Regions from separate parts of the Homo sapiens genome. Here region 1 is linked to region 2. Evidence: read pairs that join two places in POLR2A ChIA-PET (ENCODE). Cell type or tissue: OCI-LY7. All regions are shown on one strand. Each heading gives the region's core, and the rest is flanking DNA. Links, peaks and the distances in the headings are about the cores only. Region 1 overlaps CHD2 (chromodomain helicase DNA binding protein 2). Region 2 has its middle 33 kb from the start of CHASERR.

Region 1 (12,488 bases), core at 2,089-10,088, 160 kb before region 2:
GTGACAGAGCAAGACTCAGTCTCAAACAAACAAAAAAAAAAATTGGGGGATCTTTATTTCATGCTTTCTCTCATTAAGAAAAGAGAGGACAATAAAGTGTTAGAAGATAATAAAGCACAGAAGTCTAGCCAGTGTCTTTGGAAAATGAAACGGCTGTGTGAATTTTTTATCTTTTGGCACCTCTTTTAAAAACTCCACTTAATGACCTACCTGCATTACTGAAGTGTCTCTTGTTGGGGTGATTGTAGTTATCTCTTGGGTGTCCATGCATCTGTGGGCCATGGGAGGCAGGCAAATGAGGCTTCTGAGGGTGAAGGTTGTGTGAGGTATGGGACTGAGATATCAGAGAGTCCCGGCTGGAGCCTGAGGCCTCTGGACGAAATGGTTTCTTACCCCCAGTCACGTCGTCTTTCTTCTTTTGCTCCTAAAGAGTAAAAGGAAACCAAAGAAGCTCAAGATCCCAGGCTTAATTCCCCAGAGAAGAATAAAGGCTATCACCTCTAAACAGCTCCTTCTTGTCCTTCTTAAACTTCTGAACTGGCGTTTACTACCTCCTAACAAAAAAAAGGCTCATAAATTCCACTGTTAGGCTATTTGCTGGGGGAACTCAGTGGAATTTATGCTGAGTTTGACCATTACTGCTAAGTACCTGCAAGAACACATGCATAGACTGCTAGATGTCACTGTACAGGGTATGGTGTAGGCGCCCAGGCTGGCGGCACTCTCAGAGGATCATCCTGGACCATGTAAAACCAAGACTACCAACTTTCCAAGGCTAACCACAACAAACAACCCTCGACTGTCCAGTGGGAACTAACTCCTATGCCCAAGTCATCAAGCTAAATATCTGAATGTTGGAGTAACATTACTCCTTATCACACAAGTCAAATGTTTGATATAAAAAAAATCACACAATAAAAAAAATAAAGTGACCCAAATCCTAACCAGCAAGGGAATTACTGTTAATAATTTGGCACGTATTTTTCTAAGCTTTTTTTTGTAGTTATATTTTAAACAAAAATATTTGGTATTCATTTTTCACTTCATGTATTGTGAAAATCTTTCCATGTAAATACTTATTTCTACAATATTATGTTTAATAACTGATTAATACTCCCCAATATGGATATATCATGAACTACTGAATGTTTTTGTTTTCTGTATTTTTTTTTTTTTTTTTTTTTTTTTTTTGAGACAGAGTCTCACTCTGTCGCAGGCATTCAGTGATGCCATCTCAGCTCACTGCTACCTCCACCTCCTGGTCTCATGCGATCCTCCCACTTCAGCCTCCTGAGGGGCTGGGGCTACAGGCATGTGCCACCACACCCAGCTAATATTTGTAGTTTATGTAGAGATGAGGCTTCATCACGTTGGCCAGGCTGGTCTCGAACTCTCGGCCTCAAGTGATCCACCCGCCTCAGCCTCCCAAAGTGCTGGGATTACAGGCACGAGCCACCGCGCCTAGCCACATTGAATGTATTTCTTACTGTTGGGCTTCCAAGCCATTTCCATTATAAACATGTTTAAATCTCTATCTCCTTCTCAAAACTAAATTCCTGGAAGCAAAACTGCATGCTTTAGTCTTTTAATAAATCTTGCTGAATTCTCCTCCAGAAAGGTTGTGACAATGTATACTCCCACTAGTAGGATACCACTGTTTTTGTTATTCAGCTTATACTGTTTTGTTATTCATTCTGATCCCTAAATGAATGAAGTCTTTCATGATTATGTGTCCAACTTCAGACCCTCTTCCTAATTTTCACTCCCTTCTAAAGGGCCTTTCCTAACTATTTCATTCCCTCCTGGGGCCTTTCCGGACTATCCATTTATAGACTTTTTATAATGCTTATTAGTATATGATTCCTGTATGTTACTGCTATAACATATTCTTCCATGTAAAATTAAATCATCAACTACTTGAGGGTGCTGCTTCACAGGCCAACACAGCACTGGGCACAGCATAACAAATACTCCTGAGTGCTTCCCTGTCCCCAGCACCATTCTATTCCATTCTATGTGCTGAGAACACAGCAGTAGATGAGAGACATAAAATCTCTGTCTTCATGGAGCTGACGCATTAGTGGAGGTGGTATTTAATGCTCACAGATTGAACTCAATGTCCAACTTGGGTACAGCCCATGTGGCAAGTCAGCAGATCTGCAAATGGGCACACCCACACAAGGAGCACTGCCTCTGCAGCCTCCTCCATGTCACTTCTGCACCCATCCCCCTATTCCAAAGGAGAGGCAACTTCTGAGCACCTCTCACAAGTGAGTAGCAGGACCCCTTCCATACAAAAGCTGGAAGGACACCAAATAGATGGTCCAGAAAAGAAGAGAAAAAGTATTTTCTGCCCACCACCCTATTACTTCCTAGGAGCCACATTTATAAGCTACTGACATGTACAGAAGAAAAATGCAAATGGAAGAAAAAACCTGGTGAACAAATGATTTTAGGACCTAAAAACACAGGGTAAACACTCTTTGTCAGAATTTCAACCATGTTAGGCTCCAATACATTGGCTATTTCACCCATCTGGTCTTATTGTTTGACTATTAGCACCAGCAATAACCCATGATTCTGTGATCATCTCCCCATGGAAAAACAAAAATTAAGAGATTTTTCTGTGGAATTGGTATTTGTTTGTATGAATTAGGACTGAATTTGTACTTTACCTCTTCTTCTTGAGACCTTTTCTTATGAGCCATCTTGTATAACTTATGCAGTTTTCGAGCATCAAATTCTGTAAACTTGGAAACAAAAATCCATAGGTTCCTAAAAAGAAAAATGAACAGTTCTGGTGAATTATAGAATTAGAAAAGCAATTTTTTATGATCTTCATGGATGGCAAGCTATTAAATTTTGCTGTGGTATACTCCCTAAGCATAGAAATTAAGCTACAGAAATATTATTTCAGGTATTTGCATTAATAATACAGTAAGTCCTAACTTAATGTTGTCGATAGGTTCTTGGAAATTGCAACTTTAAGGGAAACAAAATCAATTTTTTTTCTCATCAATGTTATAATGAAACAAAGCTGAAGGAAACAACGTTATGTGAGGACTTACCGTACACCTTTACATGGTTCTGCCAAAAGAGTCTGACAGAGGGATTTAGAGACTAAGGCTCTATCAATACCTAGAACTCCTCCAAATTTCTATCAATGACACCCCAGACTCCAGTCCTTTTAAGTTTTCCTTCACTTTCTGGACTCTACCACAAATCCATCAGCACCACCATCTCCCAGGTTGTGGCCTCCATTCAGTTGGTCATCTCTGTGTTGCTGCCCCTCCTTCCTCCCAGTTGTCGCCACCACAACCTTTCATTTCTTCCTTAAAACTCTCAGTGGCTTTTTCCCTCCAATTCCATTATGTTCACCCTAGCATGGTGTTACTGCGCAACAGGGGAATGATATGATGAGACAGGTGTTTAGAAAGAGTAAGCACAGGTAGTCAGAGTGAGCCAGATAAAGGAGTCTCATATCTTCTCAAACTTCCTAACAGGTAGTTTCACCATGGCTTGCTGCTGACAGGACCACCTGTACAGGCTCCCTAACTAGTAAGCCTGCTGCATCAGGTGAAGAGCCATTTACCTTCCTGTCTAAAGCCTCCTATAAAGAGCTTCAGTCTTTTTAGCAAACTGTCTTTAAATCCTGAACACCACCCAGTCCCCTCCCTGTCCCACTTTCAAGCCTTTGCTGAAGCCTGAGAACTCTGTTCATCTCAGCAATTCGACTCAGCTCATGTATGCTCAGTTCAAGTGCACCTGCCTGCCTCTCAGAAGACCTTCCTTCCTGACTACTCTTCACGCACTTCCTTCTCAACACTTCCACTCTATCTGGGCTTGCATTTGCTGCCTCATGACGAACAGTTTCTCCGAGGGCTTACCTTGTACTACTTTTTTGACTTGTAAAGGGCGAGGACCTTATAAACTACTGCTAGCCAAGATCACAGTGCCTGGCACATTTAAAAATGGGTCTGTTCACTGGGATGACCTTTTGCTATCTTCTAATCAGTGTTAAATTTAAAAAGAAGAAAAAAAAAAAAGGCCAGATGCCGCTAGGTAAAGAAAGAAGTTGGTAACAGTGTTAAGCGGAAAAAAAAGTACCATTTTGAAAATTAAATCTTTTCTTTATAGGTGTGAAGCATGCTGTGGACACCATCATGCAGAAGTTTTCTTAAATCCACTTTTCACTCAAAAACCAGTCCTCTGAGATTGGACATATTATACAAAGATAATCACATTATCCATGAACTATATACAAGTTCAAAGTAACTGTGGTTATGTACAAACAAGCACATGTACCCTCTGAGTCTAAAATAAAATAAAAACGAAGTAACTGTGATTAATGGAAAGAGATTTAATGTTACAATTGCCTTTTAGAATTTCCAGCCATGGCTGGGCGCAGTGGCTCATGCCTGTAATCCCAGCATTTCGGGAGGTCAAGGCGGGCGGATCACCTAAGGTCAGGAGCTCGAGACCAGCCTGGTCAACATGATGAAACCCCATCTCTACTAAAAATACAAAAATTAGCCAGGCGTGATGGCAGGCACCTGTAATCCCAGCTACTTAGGAGGCTGAAGCAGGAGAATCTCTTGAACCAGGGAGGTGGAGGTTGCAGTGCCAAGATTGTGCCACTGCACTTCAGCCTGGGCGATAGAGTGAAAGAGTCAGACTCTGTCTCATTTAAAAAAAAAAAAAAAAAAAAATTTCCAGTCATGTTTTCTTAAAATATCCAAAGTGGACAGTGGATATATATCCAGCAATCCCACTACTGGGTATCCACCCAGGGGAAAAGAAGTCATTATATGAAAAAGGCACTTGCACTTACATGTTTATAGCAGCATAATCTGCAATTGCAAAAACATGGAACCAGCCTAAATGCCCATCAACCAACAAGTATATAAAGAAAATGTGGTACATACATACCATGGAATACTACTCAGCCATAAAAAGGAATAAAATAATGGCATTTGCAGCAACCTCAATGGAATTGGAGACCATTATTCTAAGTGAAATAACTCAGGAATGGAAAACCAAACATTGGATGCAAAGGCATAAAAATGATATAACGGACTCTGGGGGGAAGGGGGCTGAGGGATAGAAGATGACACACTGGGTGCAGTGTGCACTGCTCGGGTGATGGGTGCACCAAAATCTCGGAAATCACCACTAAAGAGCTTATCCATGTCACCAAACACCACCTGTTTCCCTAAAACTATTGAAATCTTTTAAAAAAGTTTCAGTGGCTATATAAAGGAACATTTATAAACCATGATGCCTTAAACACTGAAGTTCTAGATTAACTTAATCCAAATTACTACTTTAATTACTAAAAAAGCATATGAGAATAGAGAACTCATAGTTCTTGCGGTTTTAATCTTTGTGTCACCATGTGTTGGTACAGAACCAACCAATTAGTTGTATTAGATACAGTAATATCTGAATATCTGGATATCAACCTGAGATGGGTAAAGTAGTTAAGACCAGATGATTTTTGCCCCTTGTAGGCTTAAAGAAAATTTATTTCTGAGAATAGACCAGCAAATCCAGTAACACTATCTTTCTCTCATAAAATAAATTAATGACATCGTCCTACCCCTTCAAAAGGCTGGTCTCAGTGGAATGGCCTATTTCATGGAAAGGGAGTTAAAGCCTGCAGGTATATTGCCAATAGATGAGTTGTGCTGGGAGAAAGATTTCTTAGGTGGCTATGCCACCTTTTATTAAAAGAAAACAGAATCCACTCCCACACTCAGTCAAATCAAACTGGGCAGACGAGGCCAAAGTGGTTACCTCCTCCAGAGTTTGATGTGCTCCTGATCTGAGTAGGCTTTAAGGCACTCGGCTATCCGGTCTCCGATTTTCAGCAGGCAGTTCCGGGTGTGTTCCAGCTGTTCTTGCACGTTGAGCCCCTTGTCAGGTTTGTCGAGCTGTTTCAGTGCCTTTTTCACGGGCCTCATCCTCTCCTTACACTGCAACAGGACAACAGAGTAAAGACATAAACAATCTGCAGAAAGTAAGTCTTGTCCTTTGCTTACTGTGCTCTCGATGAAAACACAGCCCACCCCTATGCCATATAATTGCTAGAGGAAGAGTGGGTAAAGCTAGTGCAGTGGAGTAAGTGTAAGTATTCAAGTCAGAAAACCCTGAAGTGCAGTGCCAGCACCATCGCTTAGAGTTATGTGATAACCCTTCACGCCTTACTTAACCTCTCTAAATACTGCTTCCTCATCTGCAAGAGAGGCATGGCATGCCTCACAAGCCCATTTTGAAGATCTAATGAGCAGCAGTATTACAGACCTAATCTGAAATTCTCCCACCAGAAACTGTCTAAAAATACGGGATATAATATTTGCAAATCCTTCAGGCTTGAAAGAAAGCAAGAGAAAGGCTTCCAGATAAGATGGTAAACAGAACACAAGCATCTTTTCTCTGCCTCCCCAATCCCACTAAAACAATGGTAAAGGGACTGTCCTTAAAAGAGACAAGCCCACAAAGACAAGAGAAAACAAGAGAGAGGATAATGGCAACAAAATATTGGCAGCACGGGAAATGACAAAACAGACCTGAGAAAATGAAATTCGAAGCCAGGAGGGAAGACAGCCTAGAACTAACCTGACTTACACGGCAAAATTCCCCCAACGGCGAGGTGTCTTCAGAAGGAAGGATGAGGGCTAAAATGGGGAGCGGTTTAAAAACTGCTTAAGAAGTAACACATATCCAGATTCATAAGATACCCAGATCTCTAACTCCAACCAGCAGCAAATATAAAGACTTATTCTCCAGAAAAGGATAAAAGGACCTCTGAGCGGGACTGCACAGGCACAGATGAGGGCTGAGCCCACCACACTGAAAACAGGATTACCTGAGCACATGAGCACAGTCACACAGGATGACCCACACCCAGGTCTCTGCCTCTCACATTCCAGAGTGGATGGAGCCAGGCCTTCACGCTCTGGAGAGTCAGGAAACTGGGGCATTCTTCACAAAATGTGACCGCCCCAGAGGAAACACCAAATGATCCTGACTATCTGTCAGAAGTTTCTGCTACATCATCCTATAATGAAAACTTTCAAAGGAGATCAAGCCCCACCACCCACATGCTCAAACTTCCAATCACATGTTTCGTCCTCCACTCTTAAACATGAGCTGACAACTGAGGGTCAGCAAAGCCACCGAAGCAAAGTGTGTAACGTGAACAATGGAAAGCAAAGAGAAGTATAAAGATATTCGAGAGCGGTGGAGGAAAAAGATCTTGGAAAGAAATAATGTGAAACAAAGTTGAAGCAATCTCCCAGAAAGTAGAGTAAAAAGCAGAAATGAACAACTTAAAAAGTAAAATTAGGGACCAATATCCAGAATTCGATATCCAAACACAAGAAATTCCATAAAGGTAAAACTGGGAACTTAGAGAAAATTACCACCATATAATTCAAGAAAATTTCACAGAATGGTGTAGGGACATGGTTGTCAGCCACTGAGTATCTGGCACAATGAACTAAGTAAGACACATGGTCATGAAATTTTCAAATAATGAAAACTCTACAAATTCCCCATCACTTTGTGGTCATTTCCACAGCTACATACTTATTATTTGTGGATTTTTCTGTGTTATACTTCAATTTTTAAAAAGGACATAAAATAAAAAATATACCAAAAACTAAAAGACACCTGTAATGACTATAAAAAATAAAAGATTAGTATTAAGAATGTAAAAAGAATTCCTACAGAAAAGGTAAGAAAGATAAATTATTCCAAATATGTCAATTTTGAATAACTGAATAGGCAATTCACAAGGAACATGAATGACCACTAAAATATGAAAATAAATGTCCAACGACCTTCAGTCAGTATTTCATAGTCCTCAGATTAGCAAAAATTAACAACTGTTAACTGAGTCAGAAATTAACAACTGTTTCTAAGGCTGGTCAGCAATCAGAACTTGAATTCATTGCTATAATTCATGCAATCTCTACAACTGCTTTCAAGAGGAACTCGAGTATCTAATAAAGTGGCAGATGTGTACACCTAATGAATGACCCACCATTTTTGCTCAAGCCATACACCCTAGAGAAGTTCTCACTTGTGTAGTGCAAGAAAATATGGGCAACAATTTCACTGTAGCCTATTTGTAGTAGCAAACATTTGGAAAAATCCTGATGTCCACCAATACGGGAAAAAATTAAACTGTGGAAGAATAAATTGTAGAATAACATGAAACTTAAATGACAGCCACAATTATTAATATAGATAAATCTCAACAAATGTGACTGCTGTGAGAGGAAAAGCAAGTTACAGGATACACAAGTGCCAATTACAGTTTTAAGACATGGAAATCAATCCTCTATGTTGTTTATATGTGGGAGGCTACGTAGGACAATGGTTATGGACCCAACCTCTCATGCCGAACTGCCTGGGTCAAAACTGTGTTCTATGTCTTAGCTGTGTGACACAGGGCAAATCACTTAACTCTCTTCACCTTATTTTTAAATATGTAAAATGGAAACACTAACGTACCTCACAGGAGTGTTGTGGAAAAAATATATATAAAGCACATAAACAGTAACTGGCTATTAATGTGAGCTATTATCATCTTTACAGACTTAAGCAGTAAAACTCTAGAACCACACGTTAAGTATAAACATCGAATTCAGAATCATGGTTACGTCTGGGAGGTAAGAGAGAGAGAAAAGGCCGGGTGCGGTGGCTCACGCCTGTAATCCCAGCATTTTAGGAGGCTGAGGTGGGCAGATCATGAGGTCAGGAGTTCTAGACCAGCCTGACCAACATGGTGAAACCTCATATCTACTAAAAATACAAAAGTTAGCCGGGTGTGGTGGTGCGCATCTGTAATCCCAGCTACTCAGGAGGCTGAGGCAGGAGAACTGCTTGAACCGGAGAGGCAGAGGCTGCACTGAGCCGAGATTGAGCCACTGCAATCCAGCCTGGGCAACAGAGCAAGACTCTGCCTCAAAAAAAAAAAAAAAAAAAAGAGAGAGAGAGACAGAAAAAGCATAGGTTGAGAGGGAGGAACACCAAGGGATTCAGCTTTATATTTTGAGTCTTAAAAAAATTCAGATTTGACAAAACTTCATGGTATATTTATCAATGACTATTATATCCCTGAAATTTCTCTGCATCTTTTAAAGATTTCATAATATAAAAACAAGATTAAATGAGTCATTTGTAAGAGCATTTTTTAAATATCATGGTACCATAGAACATTAGATATCATTTTCTCTTATAAACACTCGGAAAAGAAAGACTAGGAAACAGATTGGTTAGCTGGCTATGTAATTAGTTTATTCATTTATTCAATTTACTCATTTATTGATATACTTCTAGCATCTAAATGACCTTTATATAAAACAATACTTGTCCTCAGAGAGCTCACAGGCAAAAAAGAGACTTAAGAAAACAGAGTTAAGTGCAAAGAAAACAATATCTATATACATACGTGTATAGGTTTTAGAGAACTCAGAGAAAGAAGTCAGAGAGAGGTTACAGGACAGGGTCAACAGGGTCCTTTGCTGCCACAGGATGGAAGTATTTTCAAATTTGAAAGAAAACCGCTTTTTCTTTCAGCCTGAATGAGCCGTTTGATTAATGGATTTGTGGAAGTATGGGGAGAAGAGACCACAGAGAGGTGGGGAAGGGATGGTGGCACAGTGAAATCTATACCTGCAGCTCCAGCCAGGGGCAAAGGGACCTTGAGGACACACTGGCCTGTATCCAATCCCGTGCAAGACCTGGTCCATGCACTCGCTCCCCATCGCCTTGCCCTCCCCTCTTCTCCTGTTACCTTTTATTCTTCCTTCAGAACCCAACTCAAACATCACTTCCTTACACAAGCCCTCCTGGCAACCCCTGACTAGGTCAAATTCCCTTCTCACAGGATCTCCACAGTATGCACTCTCTCTCCTCCAGAGCCCTGTCACAGGGGCACCAACATGATTTGTGTAGTTATCTAACTCCCCTACTCCAATGTACAGTTTACGATGATAGAAATGGTTATCTATTCAACATGGTAACTCTGGGGGCTGGAACACAGAAAACATTCAATAAATACTTGCTCAGTGAACACTTCTCTTTCCCAAATGCCTCTAAGGGCCCTGAGAGCCTCTCTTAACTAGGAGCACAAGACATGAAATCCACTCCTTAAACTTCCCCTCAATAAAAGACAAGAAAATCTCTTCCTGCCAGCCTGCTGAAGAGCACATGGTCTTCCGATACTGTAAGCAATGTGTTTCCCAAGTAATGTACTATTGCTTAGCTCAACTGAAGCTCTGGCTGGACCTATAAAAGGCAGAGCCACAGCAAGTACCGCGGCTGCAGACACTGGCACCCCCCGATTTCAAGACTTACTATGCTGAATGTCTCCTGGTCCAGATCATCATCCTCATCCTCTCCAATGGGGACAGGTTCACTTCCTGCTGTAATATGGACAGGACCCTGAGATCGCTTTGATTTACTCGAAGATTTGGCATCACCACTTTTAGGCTTTTAAAAAAGAGTTACAAGGAGTCATTGTCATTTGTGCAATCCTACCGTGCGATTTAGGTTTCTTACCTATGTTGTGTTATTAAAATGGGTAAATATGATGGTCTCAGTTTATTTTTTAAAAAGTAAAATAAAATCCTGAAACATCATGAAGACAAACCTGTCTGATTAGCAGCTTACTCACACATTATTCCCATTTCCATCTCTAAATGTACCCAATTATAACTTCAATTTCATCAGTGCTATTTTTGGGCTTCTTACTCCTTTATCCATAAAATGCACAGAAATGTCATCAAGAGGTTAAGCTTGTAAATTGGCAGAACTCTCTAGAGTATCATGTAGCAACCTTTATTAACAGCATACCCTTTGGTTTAGGAATCTGTATTAACTACATTATTGTAAATGAACTCTATACAAATCTCAATTACATTGAAGGAAAGGTTGCAGAAGAATATATAAAATGACTTCAGGTACTTTTTTTTTTTTTTTTTTTGAGACAGATTCTCGCTCTGTCATCCTGGCCGGAGTGCAGCGTCATGATCTCGGCTCACTGCAACCTCTGCCTCCTGGGTTCAAGAGATTCTTCTGCCTCAGCCTCCCAAGTAGCTCAGATTACAGGCGCACGCCACCACACCCAGCTATTTTTTGTATTTTTAGTACAGACGGGGTTTCACCATGTTGTCCAGGCAGGTCTCAAACTCCTGACCTTGTGATCTGTCCACCTCGGCCTCCCAAAGTGCTGGGATTACAAGTGTGAGCCACTGCGCCTAGCTTGACTTCATGTACATTTTTAAGCATACAGTATGCTTTGTTTATAGTTATATGGATATACACTATAATATGTACTACAAATATAAAAACATGAACAGGAAGGTTTCGGACCCACTTCACAGTAGTGGTTATGGGGAAAACAGAGGAAGAGTAATAAAATCAGGGAAAGGGAACAGGGGGCAGCTTCAACAGTATCAGTCATATGTTCATGAAATACAAAAGATATCAGCGTCTCCCCCCGCCTGGCCCCGCCAAAAAAAAAAAAAAAGCCACTTAAAGTAAACATGAAAAAATATTAACAACAGTTGTGGTATCTGGAGAGTGGATAAACAGATGTTTGCTAAAATTGCTCTTTTTTTATTTTTTTAATATTTTACTTTAAGAAAAATAATGTCTTTCTGTGGGAGCACAAATGCACAGGTTATTTATCACAGTATGGTCTATTAACATCAAAAATTAGAAAGTATTTCAAAATGGGAAATTCAAATTGCTTCTAACATGTTACACCCAAACAGAATCCTCCCCAACTATTAAAAATGATTTTTTTTTTTTTTTTTTTGAGACAAGGTCTTCCTCTGTTGCCCAAGCTGGAGTGAAGTGTGACACAACCATGGCTCACTGCAGCCTCGAGCTCCTGGGCCTAAGCAATCCTCTCACCTCTGCCTCCCATGCAACTGGGCCCGTAGGCACATGCCGCAATGCCCAGCTAGATTTTTGCTTGTTTTTATTTTGTAGAGACGAGGTCTCCCTACGTTGCCAAGGCTGTAAAAATGACTTTAACATTTAATCACTTGGAAAGTTGTGATATACTGCTAAGTGAGGAGGAAAAACTACCCAAACAGCCTAATCTGATTTTTATATTTGTTCTTAAATAGAAGTTTATTTTATATTTAATATAAAATTTCAAAGTAAAAGTTTCAAAGGCACTTATCAAGAAATCTATTAGAGTTATCAACTGGATATTAGAATTACAGCAGTTGTTTGTGTTTTGGCAATGATTTTACTGTGTTCAGAGGTCAGCAAGTATACACTGCAACACTGTACCAAATTCTTTGGTTTAGAATGAACTTCATAAAACCCCTAATGTAAAGGTTATAATAGCAAGGCTTTTCATCCATTTATATTCCAATAACTCTTGCTAATATTTGTTTTTGACTCAAACTCTTCAAGTATTCAAATTCAGTTGTGGATTGTGCTCCTCTAATATGAATCTG
Region 2 (12,488 bases), core at 2,448-10,447:
AGTACCTAACCTGTAGCCTGAGGCTGCAGGTCTTGAAGGTCAGAAAACATTATATGTGATTTAATCACATTTAAGGCTGAAGCTGATGGCACCGGCCAGCTATGTTAGACAGTGTTTGAAACTATGAAAAAGAAGGGCAGAATTCTAGGAGCTAGTATTTTCCTGTGTCCTTGGTAGGCAGGACTGCAGGGAAGTTGCTCAGTAAGAAAACAAGAAAGAGGCCTGCAGTTTGGAAGGAAAAACTGCAATGTTAGGTAGGAATTACAGCTAAGTTTTACTGCTATATAGAAATTTAGCAGGGCTGTAATTTTAACCCCCTCTTCACCAAGAGCCTCCAGTGTAGTCTGTTTATGCACATAAATAATAAGGAGAAAAGGAATTGCTTTAGCACAGTTAACTTTATACCTAACTATTAATATTATATAAAATAAAGCATAGGAAAGAAAGTTCCTTTAAGTAGCACTTTAACTCTTCTTTCTTCTCAACCTCCCTGTTCAGTTTGTTCAAATCTTTAGTTGTAAATGTTACAGGTACTGACCATGGGAACCGTTCTTGCAAACTGGTTCCATGGCTGAATAAAAATACTGTGGCTGGGCCGGGCGCGGTGGCTCACACCTGTAATCCCAGCACTTTGGGAGGCCGAGGTGGGCGGATCACGAGGTCAGCAGATCGAGACCATCCTGGCTAACACAGTGAAACCCCGTCTCTACTAAAAATACAAAAACAAAATTAGCTGGGCATGGTGGTGGGCGCCTGTAGTCCCAGCTACTCGGGAGGCTGAGGCAGGAGAATTGTGTGAACCCGGGAGGCGGAGCTTGCAGTGAGCCGAGATCGCGCCACTGCACTCCAGCCTGGGCGACAGAGCGAGACTCTGTCTCAAAACAAAACAAAACAAAACAAAAAATACTGTGGCTGGCCAGGCACGGTGGCTCATGCCTGTAATCCCATTACTTTCGGAGGCCGAGGTGGGCAGATCACGAGGTCAGGAGATCAAGAGCATCCTGGCCAACATGGTGAAACCATGTCTCTACTAAAAATACAAAAATTAGCTGGGTGTGGTGGTGCATGCCAATAGTCCCAGCTACTCAAAAGGCTGAGGCAGGAGAATTGCTTGAACCCAGGAGGTGGAGGTTGCAGTGAGCAGAGATTGCGCCACTGTACTCCAGCCTGGCGGCAGAGTGAGACTCTGTCTCAAAAACAAAACAACAATAACAACAAACAACAAAAACAAAAAACCATGGCCTCCAAAAAGGAAGCAGAAGAGAGGTCTGGAGATGAGAAAGTCCTGTTGGGTCTTGGTTTCCAAGAGCAGGGGTAGGTTTTTAAAAACCAGAGGAGGAAGAATAGAAGTGTTGGTGTGTGGCTGAGCAGCCCCTCTTTCCCTTGATGAAGAATCAAGAGGACTAATGTCCTAAGCCTGGGAGAGTGAAGAAAAAAAAAAAGGAACGACGTGGGTTAATGGATGTGCTAACTAACTTGATCATGGTAATCATTTCACAATGTGTATGTCTATCAAATCATCATGTTGTACACTTTAGATTATATATTTGTCAGTTATATCTCAATAAAGCTGAAAACAACAACAACAACAAAAACAGCCCAAGGCTGGGTGCGGTGGCTCATGCCTGTAATCCCAGCATTTTGGGAGGTTAAGGCAGGCATATTGCTTGAGCCCAGGAGTTCAAGACCAGCCTTGACAACATAGGGAGACCACATTTCCTCAAAAAATAAGGAAAGTAGCCAGGCGTGGTGGCCTGTGTCTGTAGTTCCGGCTACTCAGGAGGCTGAGGTGGGAGGATCTTGAGCCCAGGAGTTCGAGGCTGCAGTGAGCCATGATTGTGCTACTGCACTTCGGCCTGGGCAACAGAGCTAAGGATGGAGGTAGATCTCTTAGGTTCTGGAAGGAGACCACACTTTCATGACTAGGAAGAACCTAGGGTCATTCCAAAGCCTTAAATTTGGGGGAATTTAGCTCTCCTGTGTAACTGGACAATTGGACATTTGCAGTGCTATTTTGTGAGCATGAGTGCATTCTATGAACCAGGCATATACAAATGGTGACTGGCCTTCCTGATCATTCTTCAAGTGGCAACTGGACTCTCTAGGGAGATAATTTTCCCAGGATCAACACAGAGGGTCAAATCAAGCAAACCAAATAGAGCATTTCCCCCCAAGGTGACGTAGACATATGAGGAAGGTCCATCTGTGACACTAGAAGACATATGTGCCACAACTGCTTTGTATGAAACCGTATCTGCTTTTTTCACTAATTGTGGTAAAATACACACAACATAAAATTTACCATCTTCACCATTTTTAAGTGTACACTTCAGTGGCATGAAGTACATTCACACTGTTGTGCCACTGCGTATCCGCTTGGTTTTTTGTTTTTGTTTTTGTTTTTGTTTTTGTTTTGAGACAGAGTCTTGCTCTGCTGTCCAGGTGGAGTGCAGCGGTGTGATCATTATGGGAGGGAGAGGGAAAGAGAGCAAAGAACAGAGGTGGAATGGTGGAACCCAGGTGATGTTTCTGCAGTTTAGCTTTGAGAGAGATGAAGCCGAGTTAAGACAAGAGGGTTGATTCAAAACAAAATCAGGGTGGAAGTGATTCCTCTCTGCGGAAGAGGGGCTTTTTATAAGACAACCGGAAGGCAAGTTGTCGGTGTCTTGCTGGTACTGCTTCAACGGAGCACATGGAGATTGTTCCTGTGGAGCACATAGACCAGAGAAGAGGGCTGCGGGAGCTCCACGGGAGGCAGGGGCTCCGTTGGCTGAGCTGCCCGGGGAGCTTGAAATGCAATTATTATGCAAAGAAAATATTTGTTGTAAATGGAAATTTTTTGTAAAAAATTCACTAAAAGCAGTATGTAGTTTATCTAATTAGGTAATAAAAAATTTCTAAAGGTATACACCCGCTTTGAAAAGCTCTACAAATATTTTTCCTCGTCCCCTTTCTGTAAGATTGTCAGTAATGTTATTCTATTTTAAGATCATAAATATCCAAACTGAAGTGACTTCCTGTTTCTGGTATCAAACTAGCTTTCAAACTAGTCACCAAAATTCCTTCCTTGTATTTTAAAAGATAGCAGGATAGGAAATTTCCAAAGTAGCTTTGAATGATTCAACTTACCTTTGGTGCCCAGGCTTGGTGGCTCAAGCTAGAAATCCCAGTGATTTGGGAGGCCGAGGCAGGCAGATCACTTGAGCCCAGGAATTTGAGACCAGCCTGGGCAACATGGCGAAACCTCATGTCGATAAAAAAATAATAATAATAGGTCGGGCACGGTGGCTCACGCCTGTAATCCCAGCACTTTGGGAGGCCGAGGCGGGTGGATCATGAGGTCAGGAGATAGAGACCAACCTGGCTAACACAGTGAAACCCCGCCTCTACTAAAAATACAAAAAAAATTAGCCAGGTGTGGTGGCTGCCGCCTGTAGTCCCAGCTACTCGGGAGGCTGAGGCAGGAGAATGGCGTGAACCCAGGAGGCAGAGCTTGCAGTGAGCCGAGATTGCGCCACTGCACTCCAGCCTGGGGGACAGAGCGAAACTCCATCTCAAAAAAAACAAATAATAATAATAATAATAAAGCTTTTTTTGTTTTGTATTTTTTTTGAGATGGAGTCTTGCTCTGTCACCCAGGCTGGAGTGCAGTAGTGTGATCTTGGCTCATTGCAATCTCCACCTCCCGGATCCATGCCATTCTCCTGCCTCAGCCTCCCGAGTAGCTGGGACTACAGGCGCCCGCCACCACGCCCGGCTAATTTTTTGTATTTTTAGTAGAGACGGGGCTTCACCGTGTTAGCCAGGATGGTCTCGATCTCCTGACCTCATGATCCGCCCGCCTCGGCCTCCCAAAGTGCTGGGTTTACAAGCATGAGCCACCGCGTCTAGCCGTTTTTTTTTTTTTTAAAGGAAAAGAACAAATTACCTTTGGTTAAAGCATTTTTATACCTATGATTTACTATTTATGATTGACCATTGGCTGTTTCAAAAGCAAAAAAAAAAAAAAAATCCACACAACAGGACTTCATTTAAAAAAAAAAAAAAAGTAGAGATAGGTCTCACTGTGTTGCCCACGCTGGATTCAAACTGCTGGGCTCAAATGATCCCCCTGCCTCAGCCCTCAAGTAGCCCAGACTAAAGGTATGTACCACCGCACCCAGCAGGGCTTCAATCTTTACTCTGATACTTTAATCCTTCCATGATTGGATTTCACCATGAAACTCTTCCTTTGAGTTGGCTGTCTTTTGTATTCTGTGAAGTGGCACATTTTTTAAAATGTTTCTCTATCCAGAGAGCTAGGAAAAAGGTTCTGGACAACTCCTGATGGTGGGGCTAAACATTTGGAAAGACAATTATTCTTCCAATCTGTTAAATTCCAGCATATTTCTTTAAAACTTTATTAAAACAAACCTCTCCAGCTCATTCAAATGAAATTATAACTTTTAAAAATAGCTTTTATAGAGAAAATGCTCATGAAAATAAAGACCAAACAGGCCGGGCGCCGTGGCTCACGCCTGTAATCCCAACACTTTGGGATGCCAAGGCGGGCAGATCACCTGAGATCCGGAGTTTGAGACCAGCTGCACCAACATGGAGAAATCCCATCTCTACTAAAAATACAAAATTAGCCGGGCGTGGTGGCGCATGCCTGTAATCCCAGCTACTCAGGAGGCTGAGGCAGGAGAATGGCTCGAACACGGGAGGCAGAGGTTGCTGTGAGCCGAGATCGCGCCATTGTACTCCAGCCTGGGCAACAAGAGCGAAACTCCGTCTCAAAAATAAATAAATAAATTAATTAATTAATTAAATAAAGACCAAACAAACGTAGTTTTGCCTAGGGATGAGTTAGGGGGAAATTTGAATGTTGGATTACTGCTTCTTTTACAAAGGCCTCTGAAACTTCTGAGTAGTCCTAGATTGTGATTCTAAATCAGCAATTCTCAATCTTTCTAAGGGTAATATAATCACCTTCACTTGTTATACAGACAAATGGAAGATAAAAGACATCTTCCAGGCCAGGCACGGTGGCTCACGCCTGTCATCCCAGCACTTTGGGAGGCTGAGGTGGGTGGATCACGAGGTCAGCAGTTCGAGACCAGCCTGGCCAACATAGTGAAACCTCCTCTCTACTAAAAATACAAAAATTAGCCGGGCATGGTGGCGCACGCCTGTAGTCCCAGCTACTGGGAAGGCTGAGGCGGGAGAATCGCTTGAACCCGGGAGGCAGAGTTTGCGGTAAGCCAAGATCACACCACTGCACTCCAGCCTGGATGACAGAGCCAGACTCCATCTCAAAAAAAAAAAAAAAAAAAAAAAAATGCATCTTCAAACCATCTCATTAAGGAACCTGTTGTTTCTTTACATGATAACTACATAAAAACTTCTGTTTATTCATTAGCAAAGCGAAAAAAAAATTATTACTTAAAAATCAGAAGTTGAATCAATTTCCAAAACCTTTTCCTTAGTTTGAAAAAAAAAGCTAATATACGCTTCTGAGAGGTGAAGCCAGCTGGACTTCCTGGGTGGAGGAAGGACTTGGAGAACTTTTCTATGTAGCTAGAGGATTGTAAACACACCAATCAGCACTCTGTGTCTAGCTAAAGATTTGTAAATGCACCAATCAGCACTCTGTAAAAATGCACCAATCAGCACTCTGTAAAATGGACCAATCAGCTCTCTGTAAAATGGACCAATCAGCAGGATGTGGGCAGGGCCAAATAAGGGAATAAAAGCTGGCCACACGGGCCAACAGCGGCATCGGCCTGGATGCCTGTGCAGGCTGTGGAAGGTTGGTTTTTTCCTTCTTCACAGTAAATCTTAACACTGTTCAGTGTTTGGGTCTGCACTACCTTTATGAGCTGTGATACTCACTGTGGAGGTCTGCAGCTTCACTCCTGAAGTTAGCCAGACCATGAACCCACCGGGAGGAACTAACAACTCCAGACGTGCCACCTCTAAGAGCCTTAACACTTATTGGGAAGGTCTGCGGCTTCACTCCTAAAGTCAGGAAGACCATGAACTCACCAGAAGGAAGAAATTCTGGACACATCTGAAGGAACAAATTCCGGACACACCATTTTTTTTTTTTTTTTTGAGGCGGAGTCTCACTCTGTCACCCAGGCTGTGGTGCAGTGGCGTGATCTCAGATCACTGCAACCTCTGCCTCTGGGACTCAAGCAATTCTCCTGCTTCAGCCTCCTGAGTAGCTGGAATTACAGGCATGTACCACCATGCCCGGCTAATTTTTTTGTATTTTTAGTAGAGACAGGGTTTCACCATATTGGCCAGGCTGGTCTCGAACTTCTGACCTTGTGATCACCCACCTCGACCTCCCAAAGTGCTGGGATTACAGGCATGAGCCACCGCGCCCGGCCGTGGACACACCATCTTTAAGTACTGTAACACCGCGAGGGTCCACGGCTTCATTCTTGAAGTAAGCAAGAACCCACTGGAAGGAACAAATTCCGGACACGCTTTCATGTCATATTAGTTTCCTAGGGTAATTGTAACAGTGTACCACAGGCAGTGGTTTAACAAGGGAAATGTATTGTCTTGAAGTTCTGAAGATCAGAAGTCTGTGACTAAGGTGTAGGCAGGGTTGGTTCCTTCTGAGGCTGTGAGGAAGAGTCGTTTGCATGCCTCTTCCCCTAGCTTCTGGTGGTTTTTTTTTTTTTTTTTTTGAGACAGTCTCACTCTGTCACCCAGACTGGAGTGCAGTGGTGCGATCTCAGCTCACTGCAACCTGTACCTCCCCGGTTCAAGCTAGTCTCCTGCCTCAGCCTCCGGAGTAGCTGGGATTACAGGCTCCCACCACCACGCCGGGCTGATTTTTGTATTTTTAGTAGGGATGGGTTATCACCATGTTGGCCAGCCTGGTCTCGAACTTCTGAGCTCAGGTGATCTGCCTGCCTTGGCCTCCCAAAGTGCTGGGATTACAGGCCCGAGCAACTGTGCCTGGCTGCCTCTGGTGGTTTGCTATCTTTGGTGTTCCTTGATTTGTAGAAGCGTCACCCCTATCTCCGCCTTCCTCTTTACAAAGCATTATCTCTGTGAGCAGTGTTTATGTCTGAATTTCCACTTTTGATAAGGACCCCAGTTATGTCGGAGTAGGTGCCCACCCTACTCCAGTATGACCTCATCTTAACTAACCACATTTGCAGTTTCCAAATATTTCCAAAGAAGGTCACATTCTGAGGTCACTGGGAGTTTGGATTTCAACATACGAATTTCAGGGGGAGGGTGGCAGGGATACGGTTTAACCCAAAACATCTGTGAATACATTTTTCTTAGCAGATAACTGTAATGCATTGTCCAAATGAAAGACCTACACTCTGTGGACCTCAGATGACGCGTTACGTAGGAAAGGTAATTGTGACTACTCTCATTCCCACAACAGTGGGTGTCTAGGAGCCCAAGAACTGACCTGTCTTATTGAATAGGCTGAGAGGAAAGCACGTCCAACTTTACTTCTGCCCAGAAAAGTACCTGGAAGCAGGAGTGTCCCCTCCCGCTACCACCAATGCCAGTGGAGTAGAGTGCTTTGTTTCACTCAACTGTCACACTTCCGTGTAAGCTGCACTTTATTACCAGCATGGCAGTGGTTACCCAAGTGGTTCCATCCCCATTGCTCTGATCACATGGCTTCCACCGCCCACCCTCCCAGTACCTGGGCAGTTGTCATTGCAGGTTCTCATATCTAGCTTGATGGTATTCTTCCTCTGCTTCAGTGGCATCCTGGCCCATGAATGCCTCCAGCCCTCCTTTTCCAAGGTCCTGCCTTGTTCTCCGAAGATTAAAAAAAGGGGCAAAAATGATGTTTTAGCTCAGGCCTCCATAATGCCTCCAGACAATGGGTGCTTTTAAGTACGTATTCAGCAGTTCCTCTTATCTTAGATCCTATTAGATCTGAAATGCTCCCATAAACATAGTGTCAAAGCTCTACAAAATGCATTTCTAATTCCTAGAATGAAATTAACTGAAATCCAACTTTTGGAGCAGCGCGTTCCTGTAGCCAATGAACTAGCCACAGAAATGTTCCAGCAGTGACTGCCCACGAATGTTGTCAGCATCTTACAATGTATTTAACAAAACCCAGTAGACGGCATACGCAGAAGCTTTCAGGGTCATGGGAGCATGGGCTGAGAGGGGCCTTTAAAAGAGAAGAAGACTAGGTGCCTTCTTGAATGTGTAATATGAGAAAGAAAATCCAGTGAGATGATTAGGTGAAGGTTAGTTTCATGTCTCAACTTGGCTAGGCTATGGTGCCCAATAGTTTATCAAACACTAGTCTAGATGTTACTGTGAAGGTATTTTGTAGATGTAATTAACATTCACAGTCAGTTCACTTTAAGTAAAGTCAATAATATCTCATCAAATCAGTTGAAGGCCTTGAGAGCAAAAACTGAGGTTTCCTGGAAGAGGAAGAATTCTGCTTCAGGACTAACACAGAAATTGTGCCTCAGTTTCCAACATGCAGGCCCACCCTGTGCATTTTGAACTTGCCTGCTCCCACAATCATGTGAACCAATTTTTTAAGATAACCTCCCTTCTCTAGGTAGATTGATTGACATAAGCAATGCTTTAAATATATATGAAACAGATATATATATGTGTGTTGGTGGGGGGTGTATTTTATTGGTTCTGTTTCTCTAAAGAACCCTGACTAACAGTCAGATTCGCTCTTTTTTTTTTTTCCATAGAGAAAGGGTCTCAAGTTTCTGGGCTCAAGTCTTCCTCCTAGCTGGGCCTCCCAAACTGCTAGGATTTGCAGGCATGAGCCACCTGACCCAGCCAGATCCATTCTTAACGGTGGTCAAAAGAACAGGATCAGTTGTTTGAATAAGGGATTAGCAATGAATTAATTGAGAGGCTAGAAAAAAAATCTTTAGCAATTTTTTACTCTGAGTAGTAGAGAGAGAAAGAGAATGGCACTTGGTAACTCCAAATGGTATGCATCTGCTTGGAAGTTGTATCAATAAGGCAAAATCCTAAGAAGGATGTCTAAGATGCTTCTGAAGTCGACATAGGACAGATCCAAGGATAGAATAAATTCTCAACCTACTTCTACAAATAAATGCTTAGAAAATTCCCCTGTTGACAGGCTATAAACATAAGGTGGACTTTCCTCCCATCTCTACATAGTTCTTGAAAAGATGCAATAAGTAGGTTATTCTAGCCTCAAAGGCAATGAAATGAATTATGGATGACTCAGTGGATAGAACTGAACAGAAAAAAATGTAAATCTTTCAATGGCTGTTTGGAGCTATGTTTTAAAAGAAAAAAAAATAAATCTTCTGGGCCAAAAATAAGCTAATTAAATCAAAACTCAAAGGACAAGCAATAGACCAGGGGAACTATTTATTGTTAATATGAAACAGAATTAATAGTTTTTACATCTGAAGAGATCATAATGTTCAGTAAGAAAAACCCCAATAGATAACTGCAAAGATTTCTACCAGACAATTCTCAAAAACAAGTTATATAAATGGATGGAATACATTTGAAAAAAAGTTCAGAGAAATGCAAAATGCCCCTTTAATGCATATATATCCACCCATAACCTTAATAGTTAAATTGATTTAAAGATACCTTAGGCTGTGCGCTTTGGCTCACGCCTGTAATCCCAGCATTTTGGGAGGCCAAAGTGGGTGAATCACTTGAGGTCAGGAGTTCAAGACCAGCCTGGCCAATATGGTGAAACCTCGTCTCTACTAAAAATACAAACATTAGTTGGACGTGGTGGCAGGCGCCTGTAATCTCAGGTACTCAAGAGGCTGAGGCAGGACAATGGCTTGAACCCAGGAGACAGAGGTTGCAGTGAGCCAAGATCGTACCACTGCACTCCAGCCTGAATGACAGAGCAAGACTCCATCTCAAAAAAGGAACAAAAAACCTGATTTAAAGACCACTTAATAGCCATATGCAGTGGTACATGCCTGTAGTCCCAGCTACTCTGGAGGCTGAGGCATGAGGATCTCTTGGGGTCAGGAGTTCTTGGCAGAAATGAGCTATGATCCCAACCTGTGAATAGCCACTGCACTCCAGCCTGGGCAACATAAGGAGTACATTAAAAGGAAAAAAATTACCGGGCGCGGTGGCTCACATCTGTAATCCCAGCACTTTGAAAGTCCGAGGCAGGCTGATCACGAGGTCAAGAGATTGAGACCATCCTGGCCAACATGGTGAAACCCTATCTCTACTAAAAATACAAAAATTAGCTGGGTGTGGTGGTGCACCCCTGTAGTCCCAGCTACTCAGGAGGCTAAGGCAGGAGAATCGCTTGAACCCAGGAGGTGGAGGTTGCAGTGAGCTGAGATCACGCCACTGCACTCCAGCCTGGTGACGGAGCGAGACTCTGTTTAAAAAAAAAAAATAGATCCCTTAATATAAAGTAAGGAAACATACAGATAACTTCAAGGTTTTAATTCTCAAGAAAACAAAAGTTTTAATATGTGATCTATTTTGTGCACTTGTAAATGATTAGATTTGTTTTAATGTACTTTATGAGGCTTTTGTAATCTACAGCAATTCATCATCAAACACAGTTTTTTTTAATTCTCCTCTACATGAAAAACAGGCAACAAAGTTGTAATAATAATAAGTTGCATTTACCAGTGAATGTATCTCTTTTCTATGGTTTAATAATGAATGACAACATCAGTTGAAACAGGCATCTGGTTTAATATACTGATTCCCTTTACCAACCCCTCCCCTCTGACTGGTAGTCATTTACTTTCAAAATATCATTTCCCACTAAAGAAACTAGCTGGCAAACTACCAAGAGGAAGTGTATCTCACTAAATGAAGTTCCTGAATTGCTGCTTTTGTTTCTTGTTTCTTTTTGCTCTGCCAGCAACTTCAGACTATAAGAAAGTGCATTCTCTGCACTGCATAGCATAAAACAGTTCAGAACTGTTCCAAAAGGTACAGCCACTGTTAGATACAAAGTACAAAGCAGGAGTAAGGGGAGAGGTTGAGGAAAGAATGAGGGAAATTTGAAGAAAGGGTCTGTTTTTGTTGTTGAAATTCACAGGAATTAGTTTGATGTTCAGTGAAGTACCAGGTACTACTGGAGAAAGGCTGGTGCGTTATGAAAACAAAGAATTGAAGGCAGAAGTATAAATAAGGTCTATGAATGAAGGAATGAAAAGGACCAGGTTCCGTGAAAACATAGTGAGCAATCAAAGATGTCCCAATCAGGTGAAGGGGACTTTGCTGTGAAATTCCTTAATGAAAGGAATCCCACAGACTTGCTGGAAAGAAGTGAGGCTAGGCTGGGCGCGGTGGCTCGCTCCTGTAATACCAGCACTTTGGGAGGCCGAGGCAGGTGGATCACTTTCATTCAGGAGTTTGACACCAGCCTGGCCAACATGGTGAAACCCTATCTCTATTAAAAATACAAAAATTAGTCCAGTGTGGTGGTGCATGCGTGTAATTCCAGCTACTTGGGAGGCTGAGGCAGGAGAATCACTTGAACCCGGGAGGTGGAGTTTGGGAGGCTGAGGCAGGAGAATCACTTGAACCCGGGAGGCGGAGTTTGCAGTGAGCCAAGATTGCACCACTGGACTCCAGCCTGGGCGACAGAGCAAGACTCCATTCTGGAAAAAAAAAAAAAAAGGCCAGGCCTGGTGGCTCACGCCTGTAATCCCAGCACTTTGGGAGGCCGAAGCAGGCGGATCACGAGGTCAGGAGATCAAGACCATCCTGGCTAACACGGTGAAACCCCGTCTCTACTAAAAAAAAAATACAAAAAAATTAGCCAGGCGTGGTGGCAGGCGCCTGTAGTCCCAGCTACTCTGGAGGCTGAGGCAGGAGAATGGTGTGAACCCGGGAGGCGGAGCTTGCAGTGAGCCGAGATCGCGCCACTGCACTCCAGCCTGGACAACAGATTGAGACTCCATCTCAAAAAAAAAAAAAAAAAAAAAAGTGAGGCTAGCCGATGAGAAATTGAAAATATTATTAAACTAGAGAATCAAAGTTGAGGTGCTGGTAACAGGAGCATAGGTACGTATATAGATTCCAGTGTACCCGCTGACAAGCTGACACACCACCCATTGCCAATTGCCCGCCTAAGACAGGAGACTGGAAAAGACAGCTGATGAGATGGGGGGCGGGGGCGGGATGTGGCTTGTTGTTGAGGGAAGGCATAGAGTGTGCTGGGTTCCTGTGGCTTCAAAGGGCCTTGGTAAGAAGGACAAAGAGGAGAAGCGGGAGGGAAAAAAAAGGTAGGAAGGGAAAGGAAAAAGAAGAAAGATAAAATTCTCATTTCAGTCCCCAGTCTTTTTGGCACCAGGGACCAGTTTCATGGAAGACAATTTTTCCATGGGGACGGGATTCATTTGCTTTGAAATATCATTTGATTAAAAATATCAGCAACTCCCTATAGTGTAAATTTTTTCTTTTTTCTTCCTTTTTTTTGAATTGGGGTCTCACTCTGCTGCCCAGGTAAGAGGCAATATCGTCAGGATGAAATGCTTCCATTTCAG

Evidence for each region. Peaks named below come from ENCODE experiments on the same cell type or tissue, not always from the same donor. Only the 100,000 strongest peaks of a DNase experiment are listed, where the experiment ranks them.
Region 1: POLR2A ChIA-PET joins it to region 2 with 8 read pairs; 3 of 35 experiments call an interaction of 5 or more read pairs at or near these places.

The regions. Positions count from the first base shown.
Region 1 is chr15:93,002,632-93,015,119 of GRCh38, reverse strand. It overlaps CHD2 (chromodomain helicase DNA binding protein 2), which reads right to left. Exons shown (of 39, transcript NM_001271.4): 34 at 10,369-10,503; 35 at 5,797-5,975; 36 at 2,676-2,775; 37 at 211-424. Among named protein-coding and RNA genes, the nearest start is that of RGMA, 80 kb to the left of the region's middle. In OCI-LY7, for the core only: no CTCF peak of the experiment used is centred there; no DNase peak of the experiment used is centred there.
Region 2 is chr15:92,843,635-92,856,122 of GRCh38, reverse strand. No RefSeq gene overlaps it. Among named protein-coding and RNA genes, the nearest start is that of CHASERR, 33 kb to the left of the region's middle. RefSeq lists enhancers at 6,462-6,551, 10,910-11,009 and a silencer at 9,118-9,318. In OCI-LY7, for the core only: no CTCF peak of the experiment used is centred there; DNase peaks (open chromatin) are centred at 5,840 and 6,602; H3K4me3 peaks cover 85 bases; H3K27ac peaks cover 1,913 bases.